2 separate regions of the Mus musculus genome follow, and region 2 is linked to region 1. The links are chromatin loops, found by intact Hi-C in ENCODE. Cell type or tissue: left cerebral cortex. All regions are shown on one strand.

Region 1 (8,000 bases):
CACAGCACCTCTCTGCCTATTATGGAGTTCAATACCCAGGCCCAGCCTTTGAAGCAGGTCCCCCCACTTTATGGGCAAAAAAACCCCCAGGATTTGAGGGAGTGCGCTTTTCATGAGCACTTATCTCAATTTGCAATTATGTGTTTATCTCTCTATCAGACCATTCTTCAGGATCCCATGCTGGACAGGAACTTGGGAAGAGGCAGTTTCTCCATCCACTCCACACAATGCAGAGAGCTCAATTGACAGCAGCTATCTGTTGAATGAGGGAATGCAGCCTTGCAGCCTTGCAGCCCCGCAGGATGTCCCAGCTGCCAAGAGGCAGAGCAAGACGAACAAAACACCAGACAGGCGTTACCAGAGCAGTGTGGTTGCAACCCTCCACCCTGCAGAGCCCCATCTCCCTGTGTCCAAACTGCAGGGGAGAAAGGAAAAGCTGCCCAGGTACAATGGCCACATGCTTTCAGCCAAGGAAGAGCAGCCTGCAGCACGGCCAAGCCTCAGCAAGTACCTCCTACGCCACCTGAACATTCTAGCCTTTAGCATGGGCTTCTCACAGTGTTAGCATAGGACGTCTTATGAAGCATCTTTGTAAATGCAATATGAATGAATCCTTGTGAAGTTCTGATGGGATAAGCAACCATTATTCCCACAGGCCAAGGGAAGGTAGAATATCACCCACATGCCACTGGACCCCAGAATATTTCCTGCAAAACTGTCATTATCCTCTTTATCTGTGGGAAACAGAGTCTCAAGCAGGAGAAGGACCATCCCTGGGTCTCTCTATACAAGTTGCTCACTCGGAGCACAGCACAGTGGCTTCCATATCTGTGCCAGTGAGAGCCGGAGACACACACACACACACACACACACACACACACACACACACACACACATACTGCTGCCAGGCCAACTCCCCTGCTCAGCAAAATTCTCTCCTGTAGGATCCCACAGTGGCTCACCTAGCCAGACCTTGGTGACAGATATGGTTTCAGCCCTTGGCCTCAATTCCATTATTATATGGATTCCAAATGGGCTCCCCAAACCATGAATGTGACAATCTAGCCCTACTGACTGCAGCTTCCGGGCAAGCCATGGATCTTGGAAGCATGCATGCAGCTAGGATGGGGTAGACCAACCAGCAAAAGGGATGCAAGAACATACACAGTGGCAGGAAATCAAGTCTCACAGTTTGACAAGAAACAGACTGTGATACACCTGGAGGGGGGCAGGGGGAATGACAATCAGCATCCTGACCTTCCAAGGGCCCTGCCCCACCTCTCTCCATCCTTGGGTGACTTGATAGAAGGTCTGGCAGATGTCTTTCCCTTTCTGCACCCTGACATACAAGTGCCAGGGTAGTAGAGAAGAGCAGAAACTAAACCTGCTTCCATACAGACTAAACCTGCTTCTCTCATTCCTGGACACTCTGGTACAAACATTGAAAGTGAAGATTCCTAAGTGGAAGGAGAAAAGTTAGCATCCGGCCACCGTGAATGGACCCTTTGAGCCTGGGCGCCCTCTGAGCACAAAGCCATGACTTTTCCAGGGTCTTGCCAGCAGGTCTCCTCCGTCCTTGCTCTCCACTATAATTGTTCTATAACAGATTATTTGGTATCCCTTCTCTGTTCATTCACCCAGCCCTTGGCCTCTGTGGTTAGACCAATTTTCATAGCAGCGCTGGGCCTTACACAAGCTCTTCCAGAGGTCTCTACAGAAACCCAGAGCAATGTCTCCCCACTTGGCCGAATAGGTCTGAACCCAGCATTACAAAATATATAGTCATAAAGTTGCTGGGTCCCCTGGGCGACCACCAGAGATGCCCAGAGAACAGAAGGTAAGCACACAGCCTCAGACGCTTCCCAACCTGGGGAGCTGCTGGCCAGCCTCTGACCAGCTCACCTGTTTAGCTCCTCCAGATGATCACCCTGGACTCCCACCCAGACGTATTCAAGGGGAATGTGAAGCTGGAGAAAGGCCTTCCTGGCCCTTCCCGATCTCTCTTTATAACCCAGGCTCCTCTCCTCTCTGGACATGGTGTGATTCAGCCCTTGGGAAAATCTGACCTGCAGGCTACACCAGTCATGGCCGGCCAGCCACACAGGCTTTGTGTTCAGGCAGTCATTCCTGCCTGTGTTGCCTGGACTCTGCTTGGCAAAACCCACCAACCCTAACAACACTCTCCACCTTCTAAGAAGCCCCCTAGACCCCCAAAAGGGCTTCTTGGCCTTGTGTTCTCAAGCCCCATCACATGGCTAGCTGGGCCTCTCCCTATATCTTCCTACTAACGGTCCCCTGTCCAGCCCTTCATACCATCTGCCTTTTGAAGGCAGAGACAGGTTCACTCTCTTTGGGGCCTCAGAACTGAGAGAAGGCACTGGCTTGATAAACGTGAGACTTGTCTCCCTGTGTTACCATCATAGCGCTTTACTAAGCAAGCACCAGAATACTACCCAGCCTCTTCCAGACATTACCTTCCATTGCCACAAGAACCAGAAACCCAATGTAGCCCAGACTCCATTTCCTAATAGAAAGCAACCAAGGCTCAGGGAAGTCTGGTAACTTGTCCAAAGTCACATAGCCCATAATTCACAGAGCTGGGCTTCTAACCCAGATACTCTGGCTTCCAGGGCTACCCCCAACTCTGCTCTGTCTGGGGATTCACTTCCATCTCACTGACTAGAAAAGACTAAAGAATTCATGAAAGGCAAAGCAGAGCCTATCAGAAGCAGTCAAGGTAGTAGGACAGTGGGAAAGCAAGAATGCAGAGTAGACAAGGTGCAAAAGCAAAGGAGAGGGCCTCATGTGTCTCCTGTGTGGGCTGCTGCCAGGGTAATAGCCCAGAAAAAACACACCACTGGGTAAAGCAGGGGACAGAAATTTCATCCGGAAAGAACAGGCCAAGGTGACCTCAGAGGTCCTCCAAACAGACTTGATTGTCCTTAATTTCTCTCTAGGTCCATGAGGCTGACTCAAGGAAACTCAGTTCGGTCACCCCAATTTCTACATGGGTGCGTGCACACACACACACACACACACACACACACACACACACACACACGCCAGTTCCCAACTAGATTGCATGCAGATTGCAAATTCTCTGAAACTGTCACGGGAATGTCTCAAACCCAGCCAAGAAAGAGTCTGGGGCAAGCATGTACTCACTAATTGCTGGCCTCGGTACAGAAGTTCAGAGTTTGATGTAGGCAACAGCTCTCCCCGGGGTTTGCCTCTGGCCAGCTGAGACTCATGAAAGTATGCTCCTGAGTTATCAAAATATGTATACCTTTTCTGACGCTCACTGTAGTCACCCAGGAGTGTGGAAAGAAAGAGGAGCATGGTTTCAAAGAAGCCACTAACCTTCCCCAAAGTATCAAAAAAAAAAAAAAATCCCCTGGTACAGTCACCTCTGAAAGTGTACAAAGGCCCTGTGTGTGACTAAAAATCCACTCGCACGACCCGCAGACCCCCCGGACTCACACTGCCGTGGTATCCTTAGGTGCCGGAATTTCACACCGACCACATTTGGCAGGAAAAGAGAAAATGTATCACACACGCTCCACCGTGCTCATGAGGCAGGTCTGGAAAGGGTGGAGTTACCTCAAAATCCAGAAGTACAAGAGAACAAGAGGGAAGGAAGGGTGGTTTTTATGACTTGTCACTGTCAATGTCTCCAACCTTATGTCCCAGTCCGAGCTCCTGGCCTCTAGTATCATCCCTGAGCTCGCAGTCCAGGACTCCTCTCACCCTGTAAGGGTTCCGATGTCATATTCCCCAAAACCCAAACCAAAGGCCCTCGGGTCCCATTGTCTGTCTGCCTGGGCTCAGGATGAAGACTGAAGGAGAGGGTAGGTTGCTTACACCTTCAAGGGAAGACTTATCCAGGCTCTGGGACCAAACAATGGGTAGAATAGGTGCTCAGAAACTTCTGGTCCGTGGCAGCGAGCCCTCAGAGCCCAAATCCACCTGCCCACTCAGAACCCAGCAAACCCCATGTGTCCAAAAGGAGACACCGTGCCTGGAGTCTGTGGGAAGCTGTTCTCCTAGGTGCCAGGAAGGCTCCAGGTACCCTAGAGGAATAAAGTGCTGTACAGTGGGAAGGACCTGTCACAGCGGAGAGCAGAGATCGCAAGGGGCAGGTGTGAGGAAGGGCTGAGGATGCTTCCAGGGCCCTTTGAATCTGGCACCTGCAAATGCGCTCCTGGTTTCTGGTTTCCTAAAAACCTACCAAGGCACTGACTCCTCTACTGGCGACGGAGCCCAACGGTCTAGCGCCCCCCACCCGATTCCGGTCCCTCTGATCCGTCAGGGTGGGAGAGCAACCAGGGGTCGAGGGGGTGGAGGGACTCCCAGTGGACGGGCGGATCCGTACTCACAGGCGCTCGGTGTTCCGTGGGATGTTCTTGGGGATGGCCTGCAAACCCGTGCCGTGGCAGTCCACCGTAGTGCCGGTGCAGGTGCAGAGGGCGGGGCACGCCGTGGCCCCCAGGCGCCACGCGGCTGCCCACAGCAGCAGCCACAGCTCCGGTCGGCTCAACCCCGAAGAGGACCCGCGCTGGGGCGTTAGCGCCATGGTGCCTTCGCCGTGTCCCGTTCGCGTGCCAGACGGCCGCAGCCGCTGACCATCCCCGTCCGGGGCTAGCTCCAGGTGCTATCCCCACCGAAGGACCGAAGAGCCGGTGGAATCGTGCGATGCGCCCTTGCGGATCGAGTGGTACCTAGATGCTCCCAGCGACAGCGTCTGTGCGTAGACCCAGGAAAGGCGTCTTAAGCGGAGGGCGCTCAGCTCCTCTCCCAGTGCTCGCTGCCGGCGTCTCCCTCTCCCTCCAGCTCCCAACTGACTGCTGTGAGGAGGAAAATGGGCAGGCCCCGCGCGCGCGCACACACACACACCTCGCGCGCGCGCGCACACACACACACACACATACACACTCACACCCGCACGCTCGCTCACACCCGGCAGTCATCCATCAATCGAAAAGCACACTTCCAGGGCCAGACTCCTTCCCGCCCTCCCCCCCAAGCACGGACCACCGCCCGCCTCCTCCCCACCACTTCTCTGCTGCTACAGAGGTCCAGCCGCTGGCATACAGTTTCAAAGGTGCAACCTCCCAGGCGCCAAGGGCTGCGGGGGCCCGGGGAAGGGGGCTTACAGACTGGACCTGCTCTGTAAGCTACACACACACACACACACACACACACACACACTGCAATGATGTGTACATTTAGACCAGTCACTTCAGTACCCTCAGCTACTAGGGCAGAGGAGCAAAAAGATTTTTTTTCCCTACACCTTCCCTTCCCTGGGACCACAGACTTCCCCAATGGCTGAAGAGGTCACCGGGCCCCACCAACTTCCTTTGTCAACTGTTGGTGAGGCTTCTTGTACCAGATGGCCTCTCCAAGCTGTCTTTCCTTGCCCAGCCTGGGACCTTGAGGGAAGAGACTTGAGAGAATATAAAAGCCTCAGGCCAGGTTAGTCTTCTCCCTCAACACATACTCTCCCTAAAGGCAGAACCCAACCTCTTCCGGGAACAGAAGCCAGCCAGCTGGGATGACAGGAGTCCTGACAGGACTTTGTAAGTCCGGAGGGGAGGTGTTTTCTACACAAGCCTCTCTACTGGTATACCAATAGGAAGCCACCTTGGAAATCCAGCAACTAGCCTCTCCACATCTGGCAGGTGGAAACAGAAGAAAAGGAATATTTGGTCCTCTCAAAAGGCCAGAGTGGAGAGAACACAGAACCTGTTTAGAAGAAAAAAACACCACCCAGTCAACTGGTACCTGAATAGGACCTCGGGCCTCACAGCCCCATGGGCAAGGAATTTTCTTATTCTGACAGAGTTGGGGATGTGGGTGTGAATAGGAAATCCAGTGAGGGACAGAATTCCCTCCAACCCCAGAAAAGAAAGCACCTCCCCCAAAACGGACAGCTGTGGCTCTCTGGGTCTCTAAAGAGCTGAGCTCCGGATGTGAGGGAGATCTGGCTGAGACATCTGTCATCCCATTGATCAACAGGGTTGATCTGGTGATCTGAGTGTCACTGTGGGTGTCCCCTTCCTCCTATTCCACACCATGTGCATCCCTTCCAAAGCTTTGCACTCAAAGAGAAGGACTTCCCCCCCCCCCCCCCCCCCCCCGATAAAGATGGCTCTGTCGAGCATTCCTCTGTTGGAAACTCCACGCAAGCTTTGGAGTTCGTGTTGAGCTGAGCTCCGGGAGTCAGGGCCCTATGTGCAGATAACAACTGGGCATCAGAAGTAGCTCAGATGGTCAAGAGTCAAAAGCCCCCCTAGTGGAGCTACTGCAGGGTCCCCCTTCTTGGGGGGAGGGGGGAGCAGAACCTAAGCCCAGCAATGACGGCAGTTTGTCACAGTGGTGAGATACTGAAGTCACCACACGATTAGAGGCGTGGGACTCACCTGGAACCATTGGATGCTTGGTTGTTTTCCCTCTGGATCAGACTCTTCCAGTTACTTTACCATATACTGCATAAGGCCCTGTGGTCAGCATGGCACACTTGAATGTCTGACTCCATTCAAGACAAGCCCTGGACCACACTTCTGATCAGAGCACAGTCTCTACATCCCAGCTCTATCTCTTGAAGACAAATTTGGTAACTTGGGGAGGGAGCTTTCTCTGCCAGTCCTTACAGTGTGATATCAAGAGCTTCTATCACTGGGATCTAAATATAAAAGGGCCACTTGCCTCTTTTCCCAGAAAGCCAGCCTGTCCTCTAAGGACTTTTCCCCCCCTCCCCCTCCCATCCCCCAGCACTAGGAAATCCTCACACTTTAGTGTCGTAATTGTCTATTCCTCAATAGTTGAAGCTGTTCACACTGGTGTTCCTTCCCTGACACCCCACTAGCAAAGTGCCACCCCTTTGCGTCCCTCACTTCCTCCTCTGGCACCAACCCCAGCATTTGGCACTTAGTAGGCCCATCACAGACAGTGCCCAAACTATGTACGCCTCCAACCTTCTGCTCCAGAGGTGTTCCTCTCTCCCAACCCCGTAATCTCAGAGGCTCTTAGAAGCCAGGACCCATGTGGGGAAGGGGAGAGTGTTGATTAACTGGGCGACATGCCCTGGAGTCCTCGGAGTGGCAGGGAGAACGGGGACGGGGAGGGGTGAGAGGAGGCGGGCGGGGGTGCAAGATCAACCTTGCTCATGGCTCTCGAGAGCTAGGCTCTACACTAGAAGCTTCCAGATTCGCCTGGCCAGTGAGTTCCAAGCAGGCCCTAAGCCAAGTTGTCAACGCCTGGCAAGGCCTGGCCTCTCCTTTGAAGGGAGGGGAGGAAGGAGGGCAACTCAGACCCAGGACAAAGACTCCCCAGCCAGCCCATCATGGGAGGCCCTGCCCCAGTAGCCAGGCAGCTCCCCAAGTTGGCTCCCATCCCCAGTTCCTCCACCTCAGAGCCTGGCGGGCTCCTCGCTCCTAGAGGCAGCTTACCATGAATGAACACAGCTCATTAGCGCTCCCGGCACATTTACTCATTAAACAACCGCTTGGCCAGCCACATACCCCAAGCTAACCCCCCCCCTACTTTGCTTTTTCAATTTCCTCTCCTATGCCCCTCCCTCTGGGGGTCTCCCTACCCCCTCCCTGAAGCCCGGGCCACCTGCTCCCTCTGCACGGATGAAGAGAAGCTGGCCTGGCACATTGCTTCTGGCAGGCATGCTCCACCAAGCCAGCTCAGCCTGCCGTCCAGTTACAGGCAACCCCCATAGGAAAACACAGGGTCACATCTCCCTGTCCTAGTGGAATGGTCCATGCATGTACTGAGGCCCCTCGTTATGGCAGTTGAGGGTTGTTGCCTTCTAGATAACTTTAGAGAGAGAGCCTTCCCTCCAGCTTTTATACAAAGGCCCATCTCCCCCCACCCCCAGGTCACTAGGGCGGGGAGCCCAAACTGCAAAAACAGTGATAGCATGCCTGCTTCCCAGGGTTCCATCATCACTGCTTATGAATATTGATGGCTCCAGGAAGCCCTGGGACTGG
Region 2 (8,000 bases), 87 kb before region 1:
CTGATCGATTACCGATGTCTGCCACAGGCATGGGAGGGGGTGTGTGTGACAAGCATGCCAGGCATTTGCCATTTCTGTTTGTAGCCAGACCTCAGGAGGTGGTAAGCCTGGACCGGAATAAATTTGAATACTAATAAGCTATCGCATTTAAACAGTACCCAGCGCAGTGTACGCATTTCCTCATCTCATTTCAACCTCAGAATAAGCTTGTGGGGGGCACATTGTTTTCTCAAACAATATAGGAAGGCTCAGCAATGTTAACGGACTTGCAGCAGCTTTGCAGTATAACTTAGAGGAGACTAAAACCAGCTGCTAACCCCAAAAGCCAGAGGTCACTGGAGAGCTAGGGGCTGGAAATGTGGCCTGTCACCTCATGGTTCATACTCCATGTCCCCAGTCCCCAGAGAGTACCCTCTCAGCACATACGGGGCTGTCACACAGAGTCACCATCAAGACATGGTCCTGCCTATTCTCTCTAAGGTGGCTCAGAACACATGGTACAGTTAGGGGTGTGCCAGGGTGACCATCCCAAGCCTCTACTCACAGATTTTTGAGGTCTGTGGCTCCCCGAAAAGCCTTCCTGGGCACAGCCTGGAGAAAATTCTCACTCAGGTCCCTGGGGAGACAAACAGAGAAAGAGAGGGTACCAGTCAGGAGGGTCATGGTAATAAGAAGAGAGGTGGCTGGCCTCATGAGTGACCCCACTCCAGAGTCTGGGTGGGTTCTAGTTGCTTTGTCAGCTCTGGCTGAATGAGTAAATGGTAGTTAGGAGTTTTCTGTCCTGGCAGACACTGGGACGCTGTCCCCAGTCACCTCCCCTCTGGGCAGAGGATGGTTAGAGAGAAGCTCCCAGTAGCTGTGATCAGCACTGGCAGGGCCCCCATGGTTGGCCAACCCCAATGAAGCATAGCAGAGAGCTCTCCACGGCCCTCCGTGGCCCTGGCTTCCCCTCTGTTTTGCTGTAAGCAAGCTGTGACTGCTGGAGGATGGAGGAGACAGAACCAAGTGTCTCGCCCGGTCCTGAACTAGGCTGGCTCTGATTCCAAGTCTACTCTGGGGGATCACAGAGCAAAAGAAAGCCTGGGCCCCTTGGGAACCACGCCACAAGCCAAGGCTCTATGCCCTGCAGACTGTTCAGTCCCAGCTAGCTCCCTGCTGAACCTAGCAATTGTAGGAGAAACCCAGGTTAGACCCCCAATTTCTTTAGAAATCAGATCAACTCTTCTTTTTGTCTTGGTTGTTTGTTTTTGAGGCAACTGATGATACAGTTATCAGTGGGCAATTGAAGGATGAGGTAGTGAGAGCCTTCAGGAAGGAGAGACAGGACATGGCCGACCGTAGGTGTTTCTGAACCTACATAGTGTTAGACCCTCGGCTACACTGTCTCCCCTGTTCTATGTGTGAAATGCATAGGCTCAACCAAATGCTCTCTAAGCATCCCACCAGTGGGACCCCTCACATGTGAGGGCTCAGAGACACGCTGTGGCCTGAAGGTAACCTCATGCCTCCCTGTGCTGGGGCCTAGTCACAGAAATGACGGTGCTGGGAGATGGGGCCTACAGGAGGGGTACACCAGGGACAAGCTCTCAGGAACAAGATTGGAATGTAATGGATGAAAGCCCCAGAGAGCTGGTGTGAAGGCCAAGGACCTGACGAAAGGGATTCCCATGGTGGATGGAGAGAGCTGACTTCTGCAAGTTGTCTTCCAACCTCCATGTTGTGTGCCATGGCACAGGTACCTCTCCTCCAACACACTCAGACACACTGGCACACACAGATATACATACAGACACACACAGATACACACAGACAGACATACACACACAGACCCAGACTTAGACAGAAACACACACACACACACATAGACACACATACAAACACACACACACAAACATACCCACACAAACATACCCACACACACAGACCACCCCCACAGATACACACACAGAGACATACACACACAGAGACACCACACAGACACACACACACACATAGAGATACACACATACACACACAGACACATACACACACAGACATACACACACACAGACACACACACACAGATACACACACAAACACACACAAAGATACACACAACAGATCCCCCACAAACACACACACACACACAGAGACACATACAGACACACAGAAATACATACACACAGAGACACTCACACACAGACACACACACAGAGTAAGTAAATTAATGCAATGGAAAAATTGTAAAAGCAAAGATGCCTTGCACAGTTGCCAGCCCCAACGCTGTTAGAGGACACAATGATGTCTGATTCCCGGGAGTCTGAGTGCAGGCCTTCCTCACACACCAAATTCTGAATCTTGACACCGAGAACCATGAGAAATAAGTTCCTGTTGTTAATGAGTCATCCAGCCTGAGATGTTTCATTACAGTAGAGTGAATAGATTCAGACACATGTTCTGTGAAGGGCTTGGCTCTTTGACCAAGGCCCTTGAGATCCTTGAAGTGAGGGACCAATGTTAACAGGCATTGGGAGGTGGTAAGAAGATACAGTCAAGCCACTAGCCGCCTTTGACCACAGGGAAGCAGGGAGGTTCAGAAAAGATAAAGGCAGGCAGGGAGGTGTGCCCTAGAGAATGTGGGGTACACAGGGAGGTTTGCCCTAGAGAATGTGGGGTGCACAGGGAGGTGTGCCCTAGAGAATGTGGGGTGCACAGGGAGGTGATGCCCTAGAGAATGTGGGGTACACAGGGAGGTGATGCCCTAGAGAATGTAGAGTGCGCAGGAAGGTGGTACCCTAGAGAATGTGGGGTGCACAGGGAGATGTGCCCTAGAGAATGTGGGGTACACAGGGAGGCAGCAACTCCAGGCAGCCCCTCAGCACAACACAGCAGGCAGCTCACCCCAAGGCAGAGCCTGAGAGAGAGTCCCAGGCCGCTCCCCACTATCCACTTAATCCTCTCCTCAGCCAGGCAAGAAAGGCTTGTTATGTGTATTGATTAGCCAATCAATTCCACCCAGGCCTGTTCCATGCAGACTTTACAGTAGCTTGGCGGGATTTACAGATCAGCAGGAGAGCAGGTGGGAGGGCTCAGCAGAGAAGAAACCTCAAAGGCAGGCTCTCTGAATGTGCCCCGTGATTCACAGGCATACCAGCCAGGGCAGAGTAGGGGCTCAGTGCTTCCTGAGAGCCAAGGAAGGGGGGTCAGCAGCACACATGATCTATGTGTAGTCTAAATGGATCCGAGTGTCAGGAGTCCAGCTGTTTGGGCACTCAGATGAGACAGGAATTCTCCCGGGAGTCTTTATTAAAAAAAAAAAAAAAAAAAAATCAGCCGGCAGCATGGCCTCAGCAGTAACACTGGATCCTTACAATAAATGGGTTTTAAATGCTTCTTATCACAGCACTGGGTCAAAGTGTGTCTCAGGAAATCAATTCTGCAGGCTCTCATACCAGGAAGGAGGACAAGGGATAACTGGGAGGCCTGGCACAGCCTGGAACAACTGGGTCAAGGCAGAGCCTGCTAAGACTGGCCAGAGAGGTTGATGGCCTCCGACTGAAGCTCCCAGAGTGCAGAGCAGATAGAGTGGAATCCTGAGGGCTTTGGGAGAGATGGGGAGGTAACCCCCCTTAGGAAGCCCAGACTGGCCCTGGCCAGTCAGTCCACAGCAGGAACCTTCTTTCCTGTTTAAATGACCAACTGGAACAGTTTACAAACCCAGAAGAGATGGTATGAAGGCCATCAGGAATGGCAAGTGTTGGTCAGTCTCAAAAAAAAAAAAAAAATAGATGAAGATTGCTGACATCAAAGGAAGCAATGGGAAGATTTCTGGGTTCAACTGTCTCTGCCGCGCACCAGCCATGGGCCCAGAGAACCCAAGAGGGCTTTGTGGGATGGACGTTGTCTGTCATGCAAGACCTGGTGAGATCCCAGGAGTGCACAGCTTAACCTTTAAACCTCATTTCCATTTGTCTGTATTATGGAAGCGGGGCTTTTGTCCCTCCTTTCCCCACACGGCATCACAGTTGTTCCCAGAGTGGCCACTAGGGTGTGCCAGAAGCCTTCCCTGTATTTGCTATACAGCTGCTACGGTCTCACTTTTTGCTACATTTGACTTGCCCCGTGACACTTCTGTGGTCTTTTGTCACCACTCACGTCAACCCCCCCCCCCCCCAGCTAAAGTTGCTCATCTCTGCTTGCACGTGGCCTGTTGGAGATCCTCTCAGCACAGCCTGGGCCTTTCCCAGCCCTCATCCTTCTGTGCTTCACAAACTCAGGGCACCCAACCTTTCTCCATGGTGTTTCACAGGTCCCTCAAAACGAGTCCCTCATCACTGGCTGGGAGGATAACAGAGCCTGACCAAAGGAAGAGGTTTCTGATAAGGGGGTCAGAGGGGCCAGCAAATGCTGGAGAGTCAAGGTATAACGGAAAACACCCACAGTGTATGTCCCTGGTGAGGCATTCAGCAAGAGCTGGCTGGGTCACATACATTATGGGGCATTGGGCATCATGAACCTAAAACCCTTCTGCTTTCTTATCTCTGTCTACACACCTTTCCCCTAGTTTCCAACTGTTCCTTCACCTACACATTCCAGTATATGCACGAGCGGGGGCAGGCAGGCGTGCGGGGACACACACACACACACACACACACGCAAGCCTCCTGTTCAGCACCAATTCAAAATAGCAAATACAAGCATATTGGGTTTGCGTATGAATATTTAATTACCACCCATCTCTCCCTAATCCACCAATGGCAGACATCGCTCTTGCTCCCAGAGTATCCTGAAGTTGGCGCACTCACTGCAAAGGCAATGTAACCATAACTGAACGGAACCAATGAGGATACTCAGTGACCCTCCCACGTCCTGGCCGGAGCGAGGGATCAGCACAAGGACGCAGCTCCAGGGATGCAGACACGGGGCAGGTAGGAGTCTCTGCACTCCTGGAGCCCGCAGTCTCTGTTCTGATCTGTCATGCAGATCAGATGCCTCCTAAAAGTCAAAGCAGCACAGAACAAGAAACTGGTCTTGTGGATGATGTCATCTTGACTCTGTTCTTCCCTTCCCATATCTAGATGGAACACTGTGCGCCTAGCAAGGGATCTGGGCAGCCACTGAGGAAGGTAAGAGTCTATCCTGGGAAGCCCCAGAGAAGGGGATCTGTTCTAAGAAATATGGTATGAGTTCTATAGGCAGAGACTCCCCAGGTTATCCTGTATCCCACCCCTAAGGTCCTAGGACTCTGAGGAGGCAGCTTTCCACCCCCAGTCATCCCCCACTGGGTATGGGAGCCCTTCTGCCCATCCCTGACTTAGGCACTGTCCCCAAGTGCCTGTTACAGCCATACTCCACACTCTGACAAGCAGGGGAGCGAAGGTCGGGACCCCATGTTCTTACTGCAAATCCCCATTAGCTCCAACCTCTAACTGGTCTCAGCAGGCACACTGCCTCTGAGGGGATTAGTGGGGCCCTGTTGGGGCAAGGCATTGGGCATCAGCCAAGGTTTCACTGAGCTCTGGGCTCTGACATGGATCTGCTGCCCCACTGCAAAGCTCTTTATTTTGTGGCTCTTCAAGCCGCAGGGGGCTTCAGCACAGTACAGCGTTCCAGCGCACTTTATCCGTGGCTTTCTGGTCATCAGACTGTAGACCTGGGCCTGGAGTACAGCGAGCCAGCCCTGCACGCACTGAGCTCCTTGGGCACGTATTTGATCCCTGGAGTGTGTAGGGGGTTGATTAGCCTCTTCTTCAGAAAGCACAAGTGGCGGTTGTGGTCGGAGCAGAGGAATGGGAGCCCTCAGCCAACACTGCTATTAGGTCATTGTCTTTGGGGCTCTGTGAGAACATGGAGCCTGGGGTTTGGGAATCCTACTAGTTTGAGCTGGTCTCCAGTCAAGGTCCACAGGAAATTCCCCCGTGTCTATGAGTGTGTGCCACTCACTCAGACTGCCACAGGTGGCTACTGTCCTGCATGACATTATCTCACACTGTTAGGTAGAGGGGATCAACTACCATGAACCCAGAGGAATGGCTACGCAGGCCACCCCTGGTACCTGCGCCAGTACCTTTTTGTTACTAGACAGGTAGATTTTCGCCTTGAGCAAGGTCTATAGCAAACTAGAGCATATTAAAGTTAGAGGGCTTCATCCGGCAGAGAAGTACGAATGCTTTGATGTCCCCACCTAGTGCTGAAGCAGACTGAAGCTACTGTGCCCAGACGTCACTTCAAAGCAGCGGGGTTCCAGCACCTCTGCTTTAGTGAGGGAGAAAGAAAAACAGCTCCTGACTTCTCTCCTGAGGCACAGGCTGCATGCAGGAAGGGGGGGGGGGATCTGCAGAGGTGGGTGTAACCACCTCCTTCACTTACTCTGCAGGCCTTTTCTGCAATGCAGCTGGGGTTGGGGGCAGGGGAGACACAGCCCAGCTCTGTTTAGCACAAGTCCACCTTTGGGTGTCTGGAGGTGCCCGCTACACACTCACTGTTTGCCAAGGAACTTGTTCTTACAGAGAGAGGGAGCCCCAGCCTATAATCTATAGTCATGGGGCTTACAACCGCCAAGTTCCTGGGGCAGTCTGGACATCACCACCATAGAGTGGCTGCTTTGAGTCTTTCTTCTTGTCCCCTCCTGTTTTCTGAGGGCCCAAGGGGCCCAGACACTGCCATCAGCAGAAACCTCCCTGCCTGCCCACCTGGGGCCACCAGCTCTCCTGTGCAGCTTTCAAGCACCCACCCCACCCAACCATTCATTCTGCAAAAACCTCACCAAACAAAAGACTAAGTGGCCTGGCTTGTTATACCGTAAACCATCCTGTGATACTGACTTGACCTTGGGTTGTTTGCTGGGCAGCTGTGAACATCAACTTCCACAAAAGAAACACCCCCAAAGAGATCTCCCCCGCAAGCAGCCTTCTCTCATAAGCTAACTGGCTCCGCCAAGGCAAGGAAGCTTTGAGGTTGGAGTCCCACTCAAATGAAGGATACCCAGGACACAAAACCATTCCATCTTATAATTCTGTGGACAGTCAGAAAGTGGCAAGCGTGGTTCCCAACCATGTGGTGAGAACACAGTACCAGATGTTGAGAGTGGCTGATAAGGTGGCCGAGAGGGAAAGGCTGAACTGGGAAGTGGGTACCATGGTCAGCAGCACTGGACTCTGGGGTGCACTTCCCAGGGTTTCTGGTATCAAACTCCATAGTTGGGTGCCACAGCTCCTGCGCTGGGCTCCAGAGACGTGACCTCCCAGTCACACGGGAGGACGGGAACGTGGCACTGGAGCACACAGACCTCAGAAAGTCAGGCCAAGGGAAGGGAGGTTGGGACTGAGTATGGGACCCTCTGGCAGAAGTCTGGTTGCCTTTCTTACCGTGTTTCAGGAAGGAATGAAGATGGCCCCCGGGTTGTGTTATAAAGTAAGAGGAAATCAGAGGAAAAGCTTTAAAAATGAAGACAGGGTAAGCTATCAAATAAGAGAACACAGGCCAGACGTGGAGGTACACACCTTTGACTCCAGCACTTGGGAAGCAGAGGCAGGTGCAGCTCTGTAAGTTTGAGGCTAGCCTGGACTATATAGCCAGATCCAGGGCAAGGCTATATAGTAAGACCCTGTCTCCAAAGGGGTGGGGACACCTGCTCTGCATGGGCCCTGGGGTTGTTATAGCGGGTTCCTCGAGTGAGGCCAAGCATTGGCTGATTCTGAGGCTAAGCTAGGAGTATGTCCTTCCATCCATCTGTCTGTTGCCCCACCCCACCCCCACCGTGCAGTCTCCACAAAGAGAAGGCTGTAATGAGGAAGAGCAAGGCTCTCTCTCACCTGTATCCTCAGAGGAGGCTGAGGATACAGGTCACCTCTCCAAGGCCAAGTCACAGATAAGCCAGTCAAGGGACCAACACTTTTCTTTGTTGTCTTTAACATTGATTTGTTGTTGTTTGTTTGTTTGTTTTTGGTGTTTTGTTTCATTGTTTTGTTTAACATTGTTAAACAACAAGAGCTGTTCCCTTGGTCATGTGGCCTAGGGAC

What was found. Hi-C counts contacts between places; a loop is a spot of excess contacts. Peaks named below come from ENCODE experiments on the same cell type or tissue, not always from the same donor. Only the 100,000 strongest peaks of a DNase experiment are listed, where the experiment ranks them.
Region 2: it touches region 1 in a loop (3-fold over the local background); 13 of 42 quality-filtered maps call a loop at or near these places.

Annotation. Positions count from the first base shown.
Region 1 is chr19:41,738,836-41,746,835 of GRCm38, forward strand. It overlaps Slit1 (slit guidance ligand 1), which reads right to left and starts at 5,021. Exons shown (of 37, transcript NM_015748.3): 1 at 4,377-5,021. The coding sequence starts at 4,573. In left cerebral cortex, no CTCF peak of the experiment used is centred here; DNase peaks (open chromatin) are centred at 4,257, 4,816 and 7,330; H3K4me3 peaks cover 2,653 bases; H3K27ac peaks cover 1,086 bases.
Region 2 is chr19:41,652,151-41,660,150 of GRCm38, forward strand. Slit1 (slit guidance ligand 1) reads right to left here. Exons shown (of 37, transcript NM_015748.3): 5 at 545-616. Among named protein-coding and RNA genes, the nearest start is that of Gm34116, 35 kb to the right of the region's middle. In left cerebral cortex, a CTCF peak has its summit at 4,010; a DNase peak (open chromatin) is centred at 4,021.